2 separate regions of the Homo sapiens genome follow, and region 1 is linked to region 2. Evidence: chromatin contacts called from ENCODE Hi-C or POLR2A ChIA-PET data. All regions are on one chromosome and are shown on one strand. Each heading gives the region's core, a stretch centred on a gene start or an enhancer-like site at or near the end of the contact. The rest is flanking DNA. Distances are from core to core; before and after follow the strand shown.

Region 1 (6,495 bases), core at 777-3,276, 380 kb before region 2:
TAGGCTGGGCTGAAGGGAAAAAGATACACACAGCCCTGAGAGCCACCCCGCAGGGTGTCCAGCCTGCAAAGGAGGACCCGGGGCCGCCCTTCCCCATCCGCACCCCCAGCCAGTGCCCAGCACCTTGCCCAGGGCGATCGAGCTGTGCCTCCTCCGGTGCCTCCTTGCCATCTTCCCGTCCAGGCACATCCACGGGCCCCTTGATCTGGGCCTGCTCCAGCTCCTCTCTCTCCTTCGGCAGCTTCGGCTTCTCCCGGCCATCCTCAGCCACGGCCACAACCGGATCCTGGGCTGGGAGCAGGGCACAGTTAGGGAACTGCACTGCCAAGCAGCTCCAGGAGCGGGGCAGCTCTCCCTGGACTGTTACCATATTTTCCAGCCAAATGGCAGAGTCAAAGCAGTTTCTTTTTCCTGTTCGATCATTAGCAGCTAAGTAGCACAGAAAACTGTCATTTTTCATGTGTATTCACAACAAAAATATGTCAAAATGCGATTTACACCTAACTGGGGGCAGGGAGAACTAGACTCCATGTAATACTCAGTCATTACCACCAGATGGCGGCACGAGCCCACCGACCCACTCTCCCACAGTCCCCTCCATTACCATCACCTCCATCATCACCGTCATCACCGTCACCTCCACCACCACCACCACCATCACCGCTATCATCACCATCATCTCCATCCCTACCACCATCAACATCACCATCATCACCATCATCTCCATCCCTACCACCAACATCACCATCATCACCATCACCATCACCATCATCACCATCTCCATCCCTACCACCATCACCATCATCATCACCGTCACCATCATCACCATCTCCATCCCTACCACCATCACCATCATCATCACCGTCACCATCATCACCATCACCGCTATCATCACCACCATCTCCATCCCTACCACCATCACCATCATCATCACCATCACCACTACCATCACCACCATCACTGCCAACCCTACCATCATTGCCATCACCTCCATTATCGTCATCACCACCACCATCTCCATCCCCACCACCATCGCTGCATCATTGCCACCACCTCCATAATCATCACCTACATCACCGTCACCTCCACCGTCACTGCCATCACCTCCATCATCGTCGTCACCTCCGTCACCACCACCACCACCGCCATCACCACCTCCCTGTCCCAGCAAGGCCATATGTCCACTGAGACAGGCGCTGCAGCCGAGGGGGACTCAGGTGAAGCTGTCTGAGGAAGAATTCACACAGAGTCCAGTTCAGAGCAGCAGATGGGGCCTCACCAGCTCCCATAGGAGAAGAAAATGGGGACAATTAGCTTAGCTTTCTACCAGCCTTCTAAGAGCAGCCTGATATGTTAGTCTAGGGAAACAGACAGTTACACTGTTGTCAGTTTGGAGTTGAGAGTCCTAGACAAACTGTAGAGGGAAGGTACCACCCTACTGGGTAATAAACTAGTTAACAGAAAGCAGACGCTAGGCTCTACAGTTTAGTTAAAGTAACAAATTCAACTTTTTTTTAAGATGGACTCCTGCTGTGTCGCCCAGGCTGGAGTGCAGTGGCACAATTTCGGCTCACTGCAACCTCTGCCTCCCAGGTTCAAGCAATTTTCATGCCTCAGCCTCCTGTAGCTGGAATTACAGGAACCTGCCACAATGCCTGGCTGATTTTTGTATCTTTAGTAGAGACAGGGTTTCACCACGTTGGCCAGGCTGGTCTCAAACTCCTGACCTCAAGTGATCCACCCGCCTCATTCTCCCAAAGTGCTGGGATTACATGCGTGAGCCACCGCGCCTGGCCCAAGTGACCAATTCTATAAGCGTATGGCCACCCGCCTGAGCAGGTGAAAACATACTGGTCTCCATCACACGATTAGGCTTCGGCAGAGGCCCCATGCGGAAACAAGCCATAACTGTCAATCAAGAGGGCCTGTCCAATGGATTACTAAGTGAAGAAAGGGAGGCTGGGGAGGGGAAGGGAAAATATAGCAAAACAAAGGAAATCTCCGTTGTCATAGGACAAGTTGCCTCAGAGCAGTCATTTTCTCAGCAGGAGCAAAATTCAGTTCCTCAGGCCGTGAATGACCAGTCTGGGGCTCCAGGGGGAGCTCTGTGTGGGTGCAGGAGCCGCGGGACGGGAAGTGAGCACGGTGAGCCGGGAGCTGCCCCAGAGGTCCCTTTGGAGAACCTCCCGGGAACGCCACGCCTCTCAGCGTTCTGCAAGTGTTGCTGGATTGCACGGGCACCTGCAGGAAGGCTGTGCGAGTGTCCTGGCTCCCCGCCGCCTGCAGCAGCTGACCAGCCAAGGGCTGCACTCACAGCCTTCATGCCCGGCGCTCTGCAGCTGTCTGCGGGCAATGCACACAGCCTTCTCCACAACGGAGCCCATCTTTGCGTCAGGGACAGTTTGCCGGCAGTGCCTCTTGGCTGCAGTAAAACTAACACAAAACTTCAAAATCAGCAACTGAAAAACGTCCGAGTGCTGCCAGCCGCTTCCACTCTCAACATGAACACAGGTTGCGCAAAGACAGAAAGGGGCCCTGTATGGGGAGTGCCCCCGCCAGCTCACGACTGAGCTCCTCGGGAGGGAGGAGATCTCTGGCATCCGAATTTCTTCTCCTAGAAGGCCAGCAACACACCCGGCTAAGCCACAGTAGAGGCGGCCACGGCCAAGGGGGATGGCTCCACGCACGCCCCCAGGAACACCCAGCAGAGGGTGCTGCCGCAGGGCAACCATCCTCCCTCATTTGGCTTCAAAAATCGCCTCCAGGCCAGGCATGATGGCTCACTCCGGTAATCCCAGCACTTTGAGAGGCCGAGGCAGGAGGATCACTTGAGGTCAGGAGTTCAACACCATCCTGGCAAAACCCTGTCTCAACAAAAATACAAAATTAGCCGGGTGTGGTGCCGCGCCTGTATTCTCGGCTACTCAGAGGCTGAGGTGGGAGAATTGCTTGAACTTGGGAGGTGGAGGCTGTAGTGAGCCAATATCGTGCCACTGCACTCCAGCCTGGGCGACAGAGCGAGACTCCATCTCAAAAAAAAAATCATCTCCAGTCACAAGAAACCACGACCCGTGACCATCATTGGCACGTGGTGCCAGGAATGCTGTGTTTATGCTGTCCCAGCGGCTCCTCACTGCCAGGTGCTGACGCAGGTTCCCAGCTCCTGGCACCCACAAAAACACACACCTTCCTAACAAGTGACAGAGGCCACAACTCAGCCACGGCGGAGGCGGATCCCTCAGACTTTCCTCCCTGCTGTCTAGTCGGGCATGGAGGCCCCAAGGCTGCCAAGGCCACAGCTCAGGGCTCGGTCTTTGGAGTCAGACATGCTCGGGGACTTGGAGGTGGTGACCTGGAGGGGAAGGGGCAACATCTAATGCATCCCCAACCCCACATTCAAGGCTGGCGTCCACCCCAGACCGGAGGCCAGCACGGACGGGCGGGGAGGCCAGCGACGCTGCCGTCCGGACCCCAAGAGTCGGCAAGGTGGCTCTGCGGGCTGCCGGCTTGGACCCGCCATGGCTCCCTCTGTGCACTTTGTGATCAGTAAAGGTGGAGACAGTCACATCAGACGGCCCCCAGACGAAGTGACTTTTAAACACACTCCCGGCATCCCACGGACGGAGTGCCTCATCCACTCAAGTGCCGCCCCAAGTTCAGGAGGAGGCTCGGGATCCCAGGGCGCCACACTCGCAAGAGGTGAGAACAATGGCCGCTGACGTGACTTCAAAGCTAGTCCCTGCTTTTAGGCAACTTTTCTAAGAGCTGATTTCTGACTTTCCCTTGATGCTGCCATGAGAAAGTATTACTCATGAAGGGCTTGGCTTTACAGCCCAATCTTGAGCACACAGCTGACCAATGACCTCATGGTCTGATCTTTGCGAATGTGAGGGGGAATCCCAGGCTATCTGGCTCCTGGTACCCGGGTGTCTGGGCTGGCAACACAGCCAGGCCCTGGTACAGCCTCCGGCAGGCGGAACCTCCTCACCACTGCTTTTGCCTCCGCCGTGGCTGGCACCACTGCTGTCTCCTGGGAGGCGGGAGAGGCTCCCAGTTCCTTCCACAGAGCACCGAATGGTCCGTGAGAAACAGGGCCACATGCTTCTCCCTTCTCTCCTCTGACTGTGGGGACAACGCCACCCTGCTGGAGCTCTCCTGCATGCCCTACTGAGAAAGTTTTCTTTTTAAGAGACAGGGTCCCACTCTGTCACCCAGGCCGGAGTGCAGTGGTGCCATCTCGGCTCACTGCAGCCCTGACCTTCCAGGCTCAAGCGATCCTCCCACCTCAGCATCCAGCCACCATACCCAGCTAATTTCTGTATTTTTAGTAGAGACAGGGTTTCACCATGTTGGCTGGGCTGGTCTCAAACTCCTGACCTCAGGTGATCCTCCTGCCCTGGCCTCCCACAGTGCTGAGATTCCAGGTGTGAGCTGCTGTACCGGCCCGGAGAAGGCTTCTGATAGCTCCTTTGCTGTGTCCCCCGCGCCTCTCCTCCTCTTATAATTTTGTGTCATGTTTCTGTTGCTGTCCTGAGATGGCAGGGAGCTGATTCCATTGTCTGAGATCACCCCGCCATCCGTGCAGGACCTGGCCGAATTCCGAAGGGCCCTGCCTCCTGCAGCCTCTGGCCTGTGTTGAGCCACGTGACCTGCCTCCACGCATGGGGGCTGTGTGTCCCCGCTTGGGCCTGAGCACACAGAACTGTGGCCATCTCTGCCCCCGCACCAACACACACGACCCGTCGACACCCAGCAGACCCTCCTTCTGTCCCACATCACCGCATTCTGGGTCCCTTCTCAGCCAGGCCCCTGCCTCATTTTCCCACGGAGCGGAAGTGCAGCTGTGCCTGCCCCGCTGGGGGAGCGGGGACGAGGGTGCCCGAGGGGTGCGGGCCCTGCTGTGCTGCCCCATGCAGCAAGGGAGGGGCGTGCAGGCACCGGGAGGACAGGGGACCTGCAGCTCCAAGAAAGGAACAGATGTCACAAAACCCGAACCCAGCCCTAGCCTTCAGGGTGCTAGAGAGAGCAGGTACGAACGGCCCGACTCCCAGCTTTCAAGGTAACTGTCTTCATGAGCCTTTGCAGGGACTCAGCCATGCTCACAAAGGCCTGTGAAGCCGTGCATGGGGCCCCGGCTGTGCGCGTCTAACCACGACACATGACATCTGCATGAGGATGGGATTCACGGCCACAGCCCAGGGCCACGCAGGACTCTCACCCAGTCAGCAGGTACCATCTTTGGCCTCTGCAGCATCAAAGAGACCAATAAAACTCCGCTCAGCAGTCTGACAGGGAGCGCACATCGGTGCAGGACCCTCGACCCCAGCTCAGCCTCAGCCCGGCAGCCCATCTATCACGGGGGAGCCGGGGGCTGGAAAATCAGAGACACGCTAAAAACAAGCAGCATGTGGTTCTGAGAGGGGCCATGTGTTTTGTTACAGCCTCGTGGAAGAAACAGAAACCAGATGTGGCCTCGGAGGGCACCAGGTGAGCCGGAGGCCCACGGCCCGCACAAGCCTCATGACGGGATACAGCTGCTTGCACCGGCCGCAGGCAGAGGCGGCGCAGTGCTAAGGGGACGGGGAGCCTCCTGCTGGCTGGCACCGAGAAGTCCACTCCCCGGCAGCCTGCTGGACGAGGGCGACACCCCTCACTGCCCAGGGCTAGGGTCTCAGCACACTGGACTCTAGCTCCCAGGCTACCACAATCCCACCGACAGCTCCCATGTCAGCGCCCAGTCTAGCCCAGAGGCCTGGACAGCAGTAAGTGGCCCTGCTCAGGCAGGACCGAGCCTGGGGCACCAGCTGAGGTGGGAGCAAAACACCCACCTCCCTCTCCAGGTGGACGTTTTTCCAGTCCGAATTACCAAATCCAACGCAAGGCAGCTCCACCGGCTGCTTCGGAACACTCCCAGTTTCCTTCTCTGGTGACCCCTACTGTCCCCAAGCACAGCCCCGCCAGCTGCACGGAACCCAGAAGGCAGGGCTCCCCTGCCCACCTTCGCCATCCGGGAACAGTCATCCTTGGCAAATATGAGCACAGCGGATCCAGGAAGACCCTCGGAGAGTGTCCCTCGGGGCAGTTTGTATGAGGTGACAACGCTGGGAAGGAGCTTTCCAGGCACAGGAGTGCGGAGCTCAGAACAGAGATGACAACAAGCCCCAGGGTCACGGCTGAGATGGCGTCCCCACGCACTCAGCCGACGCCAGGGGCTCCCTTCAACGGACCTCTCCTCCTGTCTGTTACAGAAGTGGAGGCCCCTCCTGGAGGCGGAAGTCACTGGCCAGCACCTCCATAGCCGCCTGAGACCCCCAGCCAGAGCCGGCACTGCTCACTGGGGCTCCTCGGGTGGTGGGCAGATGACGCCCAGCGAATCTGACTGAGCCGGGGCCTCTGCAGAGGGGTGTGTTGGATATGGTCGGCACACGGGCAGTGTGGATGCATAAACCCAGCTGTCGTCAGAGGCAGAAGACCCCAGCGTGAAGGTCATCGTGG
Region 2 (6,488 bases), core at 2,922-5,421:
GAGGCTGAGGTAGGAGAATGGCGTGAACCCAGGAGGCAGAGCTTGTGGTGAGCAGATCGCGCCACTGCACTCCAGCCTGGGTGACAGAGCAAGACTCCGTCTCAAAAAAAAAAAAAAAAAGAAAAGAAATACAATTCTTTATACTTCTAACGTCTAGTATACTTCATTCTAGATTCAATACCCCAGAAAAACGTTTTCACAATATATAGCATTAGGTAAATACTTCCACTTATTTGTTTCTAAAATCTGTCTGCCAACACTTAGCTATCTTAAAAAGGAAAGCTCTGTTCTAATGAAGGGGAACATGTGAATGTTCCTTCAAACGATGACTCTGGAACAAGAGCATGTTACCGCCATTCTTTACAGAGCTAAATGGTTCAGGCTGCAGAATTCTAAGGTGAAGAAGTCATCCTACTTGATCCTCTACCACAGAAGATGGGAGTCCAGGTTTCCAAGGCCAACTCCAGTATTTAACAAGAGACAAACATAATTTGTACGATGGAAAGTTCTGGCCTAGCCTCTGACACAGACTACAAAATGAAATACACAGGAAGAGACAGACCTGACAACATGAACACACAGCCTCTTGGTAACTTAAGTTTCCCTATTTATAAGAAAATAAGACTAGAACGCTTCTTGGGGAAGTTGAAGAACTGGTGAGATACAGTTAAATCCACAGAAACTCTTTTCTCCCCCCAAGACAGAGTCTTGCTCTGTCACCCAGAGTGGGAGTGCGATGGCGCGACCTCGGTTCACTGCAACCTTTGCCTGCCGAGTTCAAGCAATTCTCTTGCCTCAAGCCTCCCAAGTAGCTGGGATTATAGGCGCCCGCCACCGCGCCCAGCTAATTTTTTTTTTTTTTTTAAGAGTCTCACTCTGTCACCCAGGCTGGAGTGCAGTGGTGCGATCTCGGCTCACTGCAATCTCCGCCTCCCGGGTTCTAACTTTTCTGCCTCAGCCTCCTGAGTGGCTGGGACTACAGGTGCACGCCACCACGCCCGGTTAATTTTTTGTATTTTTTTTTTTTAGTAGACGTGGGGTTTCACCGTGTTGCCCAGGCTGGTCTCAAACTCCTGAGCTCAGGCAATCCACCTGCCTCGGCCTTCCAAAGTGCTAGGATTACAAACGTGAGCCACCACGCCCTAATTTTTGTATTTTTAGTAAAGACGTGGTTTCACCATGTCGGCCAGGCTGGTCTCAACTCCTGACCTCATTATTCACCTGCCTCGGCCTCTCAAAGTGCTGGGATTACAGGTGTGAGCCACCATGCCCAGCCCAGAAACTTTTCAAAAGATCTCTTTCTTAAATTCAAAATAACTTTTTAAATCAATTTCAAAAGAAGAGTGTTTTAATTCCTCACAATCTGAGACATTCAACGAGATCCAATGCTGTCAATGAGAGCCTAGCCTTATACACTAGTGGGAAAAAAAAAATGGCCTTGTCTGAAACACTTTTCACTTGTCAATGGTTATTTTAACTCAGTTAAAAGTACAAAGGTAGTTTGAAAGAAGGTTTCAGTGCTAATTCCTAACCTATTTCTAGGCAAAGTCACCAATGATTAACACTTTTTTTTTTTTTTTTGAGACAGTCTTGCTCTGTCGCCCAGGCTGGAGTGCAGTGGCGCAATCTGGGCTCACTGCAACCTCCACCTCCCGGGTTTGAGCGATTCCCCTCCCTCAACCTCCAGAGTAGCTGGGATAACAGGTGCATGCCACCACACCCGGCTAATTTTTTATTTTTAGTAGAGACAGGGTTTCACCATGTTGGTCAGGCCAGTCTTGAACTCCTGACCTCGTGATCCGCCCACCTCGGCCTCCCAAAGTGCTGGGATTACAGGCGTGAGCCACTGCATGGCCACATTTTATTTTTCAAAGGAGTCAAAGGTTTCTTGGCCGGGCATGGTAGCTCAGGACTGTAATCCTAGCAATTTTGGGACCCCAAGGTAGGAGGATCCCTCGAGCTCAGAGACCAGCCTGTACAACATAGTAGAGACCTCATCTCTATAAAAAAATGTTTTTAATTAAAAAGATTTAAAGGCCAGGCGCGGTGGCTTATGCCTGTAATCCCAGCATTTTGGTATGCCAAGGCGGGCGGATCACGAGGTCAGAAGTTCGAGATCAACCTGGCCAACACGGTGAAACCCCATCACCACTAAAAATAAAAAAGACATCAGCCATGCGTGTTGGCGAGCACCTGCAACCCCAGCTACTCGGCTGAGGCAGGAGAATTTCTTGAACCCGAGAGGCGGAGGTTGCAGTAAGCAGAGATCGCACCACTGAACTCCAGCCTGGGCGACAGAGTGAGACTCCATCTCAAAAAAATAAAATAAGGTTAAAAAAAAAAAAAAAAAAGGAGTCGACGTTTCCTAAGTTTCTCCTGGGCCATATATTCATTCCACTCATCTCCAGGTTGGGAAACATGGAGGCACCAAGAGGGCCCCTGACTGGAGAGATGATGGAACCACCAGAGAACAGCCTTGCAAATAAGTGCTAGGTTCTCCTGGAGACCCATTTGTTTGTGTGTGTGAGACAGTCTCATTCTGTCGCCCAGGGTGGAGTCCAGTGACGCCACCTAGGCTCACTATGTTGTCCAGGCTGGTCTTGAACTCCTGACCTCAGGTGATCCACCCACCTGGGCTTCCCAAAGTGCTGGGATTACAGGTGTGAGTCACCGCGCCGGGCCTGGAGACCTATTCTAGACAACACCTGGCAAAACTGCAGAGACTGTCACAATGCTACAGTATGAACATTACTCTTCACCCAATACTGCTAAGCTTCCCCCAGAAATCCCAAATCTTCCTTAATATTAACCAAAATGCTCCTGTCCAATGGTCAGTTAGTTTTTTTCCCATCACATTTACTTTTGGGAAGAAACTTCTCACAACTTAACGAGGGACTGGTTTTCTGATTTGTCACTGATATTTTTTACGTTAAGGAGGAGTGTGTGACAATTTTTTTTTTTTTTTTGAGACGCAGTCTCGCTCTATAGCCCAGGCTGGAGTGCCATGGAGGGATCTCAGCTCACTGTAACCTCCACCTCCCGCGTTCAAGCAATTCTCCTGCCTCAGCCTCCCAAGTATCTGGGATTACAGTGCGCCATGACGCCCGGCTAATTTTTTGTATTTTTAGTAGAGACAAGATTTTGCCATGTTGGCCAGGATGGTCTCGAACTCCTGACCCCAGGTGATCCACCCGCCTCGGCCTCCCAAAGTGCTGACATCACAGGCGTGAGCCACTGCGCCGGGCCGACAATTTCAATTTCAGGTAAAAAGTGAAATCAACATCATTTACAACATTCCTTTTAAAGAGGAATTGTCAAGTTGTCCTTCCAAGTAAGGAGCAAAGCCGGCAAGTTACTGTGTTTTCATTTTCCCAGGTCTTCTGGTGGGGAGGGAGCTCTGTAACGTCCCCGTCTGCAGAGCTGCTCTCCTTAGTGACTCATGACAAGGCACTTGCTGGGAAGCGGGAGAGCAGGAGGAGAGAATCAGAGGGAGATTAGGATAAGAGGTGTCCCTGGCTCTGAGAGGGGCAGGACTGGCTGGGAGTCCCTGGAATTAGACCAGGAAGTCTCCTGGAGCCGGGAAACGGGTGGGGAAGGAGGGCGGTTTCTCTTCGCCACAGTCCATTCTCCCTGCTTAGAAAGGCTCGGCCTTTCCCTGCCCAGGGCGGGGAACCGGGGTCGTAAGTCCCCTGGGGAGGGACACGGACGGGAAGCAGCCGAGGGGGGTGAAAGTCCCCGAGAGGGGCCCAGCCACTACAGAGAAAGCCCTGGCGAGAGAAGAGAAAGGGGCCGAGTCGCGGCGCCGGCAGGCCCGCCTCCCCCACAGGCCGAGGCCGGCAAATCTGCTGCCTCATCCCGGCGTCCCCGCTCCCGCCCGGCCGCCGCACTCACGATGCTCTCGGCCATGGCGGCTGCTCCTGCCTCCGGGCTCGAGCCCCGGGCCGCCGCCGCCTGCCGCCCCAAGGGCCTCGCAGACCCGGCCGCGGCCTCAGCCCCGGCCCCGGCCTCCCTACGCCGCCGCCACCGCCGCTCCAGCTTCGCCCGCCCGGCTCCGCCAGCCGCCGACGTCCCGGTGCCTCGCTCAATACGCTCCCCTCGGGCGCGAGGCCGGGAAACCAGGTTCCGGCCCCACCAACGGCTCGACGCATGCGCAGGGCGGCGCCGCTGACCCGCCCCCGCCATCCCTGCAACTGGAGGAGGGGATTTTGGAAAGTTGCGTCTGAGATTACTTCTGCTCGTCCTCGGAAACCCAAGCGGCACAGGAAAGTCCAAAAAGGAAGCAAAGACGAGCATCCGAAGTCTCACCCAAAAATAACTACTGCTGCGTATTATAGCGTATTATAATTGGGGAAACAGCATTCCAAACTTCTCTCCATGCACAGGTAAGTAGAGAAACAATTTCAGGAAGGCAGGATCACACCTTCATGTTTTTTTTTTTAAGTATTTTTTAAATTTAACATAAGAAAAACAAACGAGTTTAAACTGCATTTCAGGCCGGGCGCGGTGGCTCATACCTGTAATCCCAGCATTTTGGGAAGCCAAGGTGGACGGATCACCTGAGGTCAAAAGTTCGAGACCAGCCTGGCCAAAATGGTGAAACCCCGTCTCTACTCAAAATACAAAATTAGGCCATACGCGGTGGCTCACGCCTGTAATCCCAGCACTTTGGGAGGCCGAGGCAGGTGGATCACCTGAGGTCAGGAGTTCAAGACCAGCCTGACCAACGTGGTGAAACCCCGTCTCTACTAAAAATACAAAAATTAACTGGGCGTGGTGGCGGGCACCTGTAATCCCAGCTACTCGGGAGTCTGAGGCCGGAGAATCTCTTGAAGCGAAGAGGCGGAGGTTAGAATGAACTGAGTTGGTGCCACTGCACTCCAGTCTGGGCGACAGAGTGAGACTTCATCTCAAAAAAAAAAAAAAAAGACGTCACTTCACAGATTCTAAGGATTTTTGGAGTTGGATACCAGGAAACCGGAAGACTAAATGTATACATATTTCACAACATCACAATTACTGTGACAGTTTTTTTAAACTATGTTAAATTACATTAATTGATTAAATTATGTTAGTAATTGTATTAGTTTGCTCAGGGTGCCACTGTAACTACCCAACATATTGTCCCTGCCCACTGCCTAGACTTTATCAAGACAGGGGAATTGCAATAAAGAGTTTAATTCACACAGAGCCAGCTTGTACAGGTTACTGAGGTTTTATTACTACTCAAAAAAAATTAGTGTCCTTGAGAATTCAGGGATCAGAGTTTTTTGTTTTTTGTTTTTTTTTGTTTTTGAGTCCGAATCTCACTCTGTCACCCACACTGGAGTGCAGTGGCGCGATCTCGGCTCACTGCAACCTTCACCTCCTGGGTTCCAGTGATTCTCCTGCCTCAGCCTCCCGGGTAGCTGGGACTACAGGCGCACACTACCATGCCTGGCTAATTTTGTATTTTTCGTAGAGACGGAGTTTCTCCATGTTGGTCAGGCTGGTCTTGAACTCCTGACCTCAGGTGATCCGCCCACCTGGGCCTCCCCAAAGTGCTGGGACTATAGACGTGAGCCACCGTGCCCGGCTGGGGATCCGCGGTTTTAAGGATAATTTGGTGGGTATGGGGTCAGAAAGTAGGGAGTGTTGATTGGTTGGGTCAGAGGTGAAATGATAGGGAGTCAAAACTGTCCTCTTGTGCTGAGTCGGTTCCTGGGTGGGGGCCACAAGATATGAGCCAGTTTATCAATCTGGGTGGTGCCAGCTGATCCATGGAGTGCAGAGTCTGCAAAATATCTCAAGCGCTGATCTGTTTTTTAATAGTGATGTTATCCTGAGAAGCAATTTGGGAGGTTTAGAATCTTGTAGCCTCCAGCTACATGACTCCTAAACCATAATTTCTAATCTTATGGCTAATTTGTTAGTCCTGAAAAGGCAGTCTTGTCCCCAGGTAGGAAGGGAGTTTGTTTTGCAAAGGGCTGTTACCATCTTTGTTTCAAAGCTAAACTATAAACTAAGCGCCTCCCGAAGTTATTTCAGCCTACACCCAGGAATGAACAAGGACAGCTTGGAGGTTAGAAGCAAGATGGGTTCAGTTAAGTCCGATCTCTTTAACTGTAATAATTATCTCAGTTATAAGAAAATATAACATAACAAAATCTCTCACAGACTGGGTGGTGGTTTGGAATTACTTTTCTTTTTTTTTTTTTTTTTTTTTGAGTCGGATCTCCCTCTGTCGCCCAGGTTGGAGTGCAATGGCGCGATCCCAGCTCACTGCAACCTCCGCCTCGTGGGTTCAAGCGATTCTCCTGCCTCAGCCTCCTGAGTAGCTGAGATTACAAGCGTGCGCTACCACGCCCGGCTAATTTTTATATCTTTAGTAGAGACAGGGTTTCACCATGTTGGTAAGGCTGGTCTCGATCTCCTGACCTCGTGATCCACCCGCCTCAGCCTCCCAAAGTGCTGGGATTATAGGCATGAGCCACCATGCCCGGCCTGGAATT

Evidence for each region. A loop is a pair of places that touch in the nucleus more often than their neighbours do. ChIA-PET counts read pairs that join two places held with the same protein, here RNA polymerase II (POLR2A). Pooled maps may share reads with other maps.
Region 1: a loop to region 2 is called in a pooled map, with 2.7 times the contacts of the local background. The contact joins the enhancer-like site here to the promoter of TSPAN10 in region 2. A Hi-C loop is called at or near these places in 2 of 50 pooled maps. POLR2A ChIA-PET finds 5 or more read pairs at or near these places in 2 of 52 experiments (PC-9 and WTC11).

The regions. Positions count from the first base shown.
Region 1 is chr17:81,252,950-81,259,444 of GRCh38, forward strand. It overlaps SLC38A10 (solute carrier family 38 member 10), which reads right to left. Exons shown (of 16, transcript NM_001037984.3): 12 at 124-291. Among named protein-coding and RNA genes, the nearest start is that of NDUFAF8, 17 kb to the left of the region's middle. RefSeq lists an enhancer at 1,758-2,449. Within about 2 kb of position 2,027, at least 21 of the 41 ENCODE cell types and tissues checked have a DNase peak (open chromatin) inside an H3K27ac peak, as active enhancers do.
Region 2 is chr17:81,633,025-81,639,512 of GRCh38, forward strand. TSPAN10 (tetraspanin 10) reads left to right here and starts at 4,172. Exons shown (of 4, transcript NM_001290212.2): 1 at 4,172-4,382. It overlaps NPLOC4 (NPL4 homolog, ubiquitin recognition factor), which reads right to left and starts at 4,088. Exons shown (of 17, transcript NM_017921.4): 1 at 3,892-4,088. The coding sequence starts at 3,906. RefSeq lists a silencer at 3,818-4,027.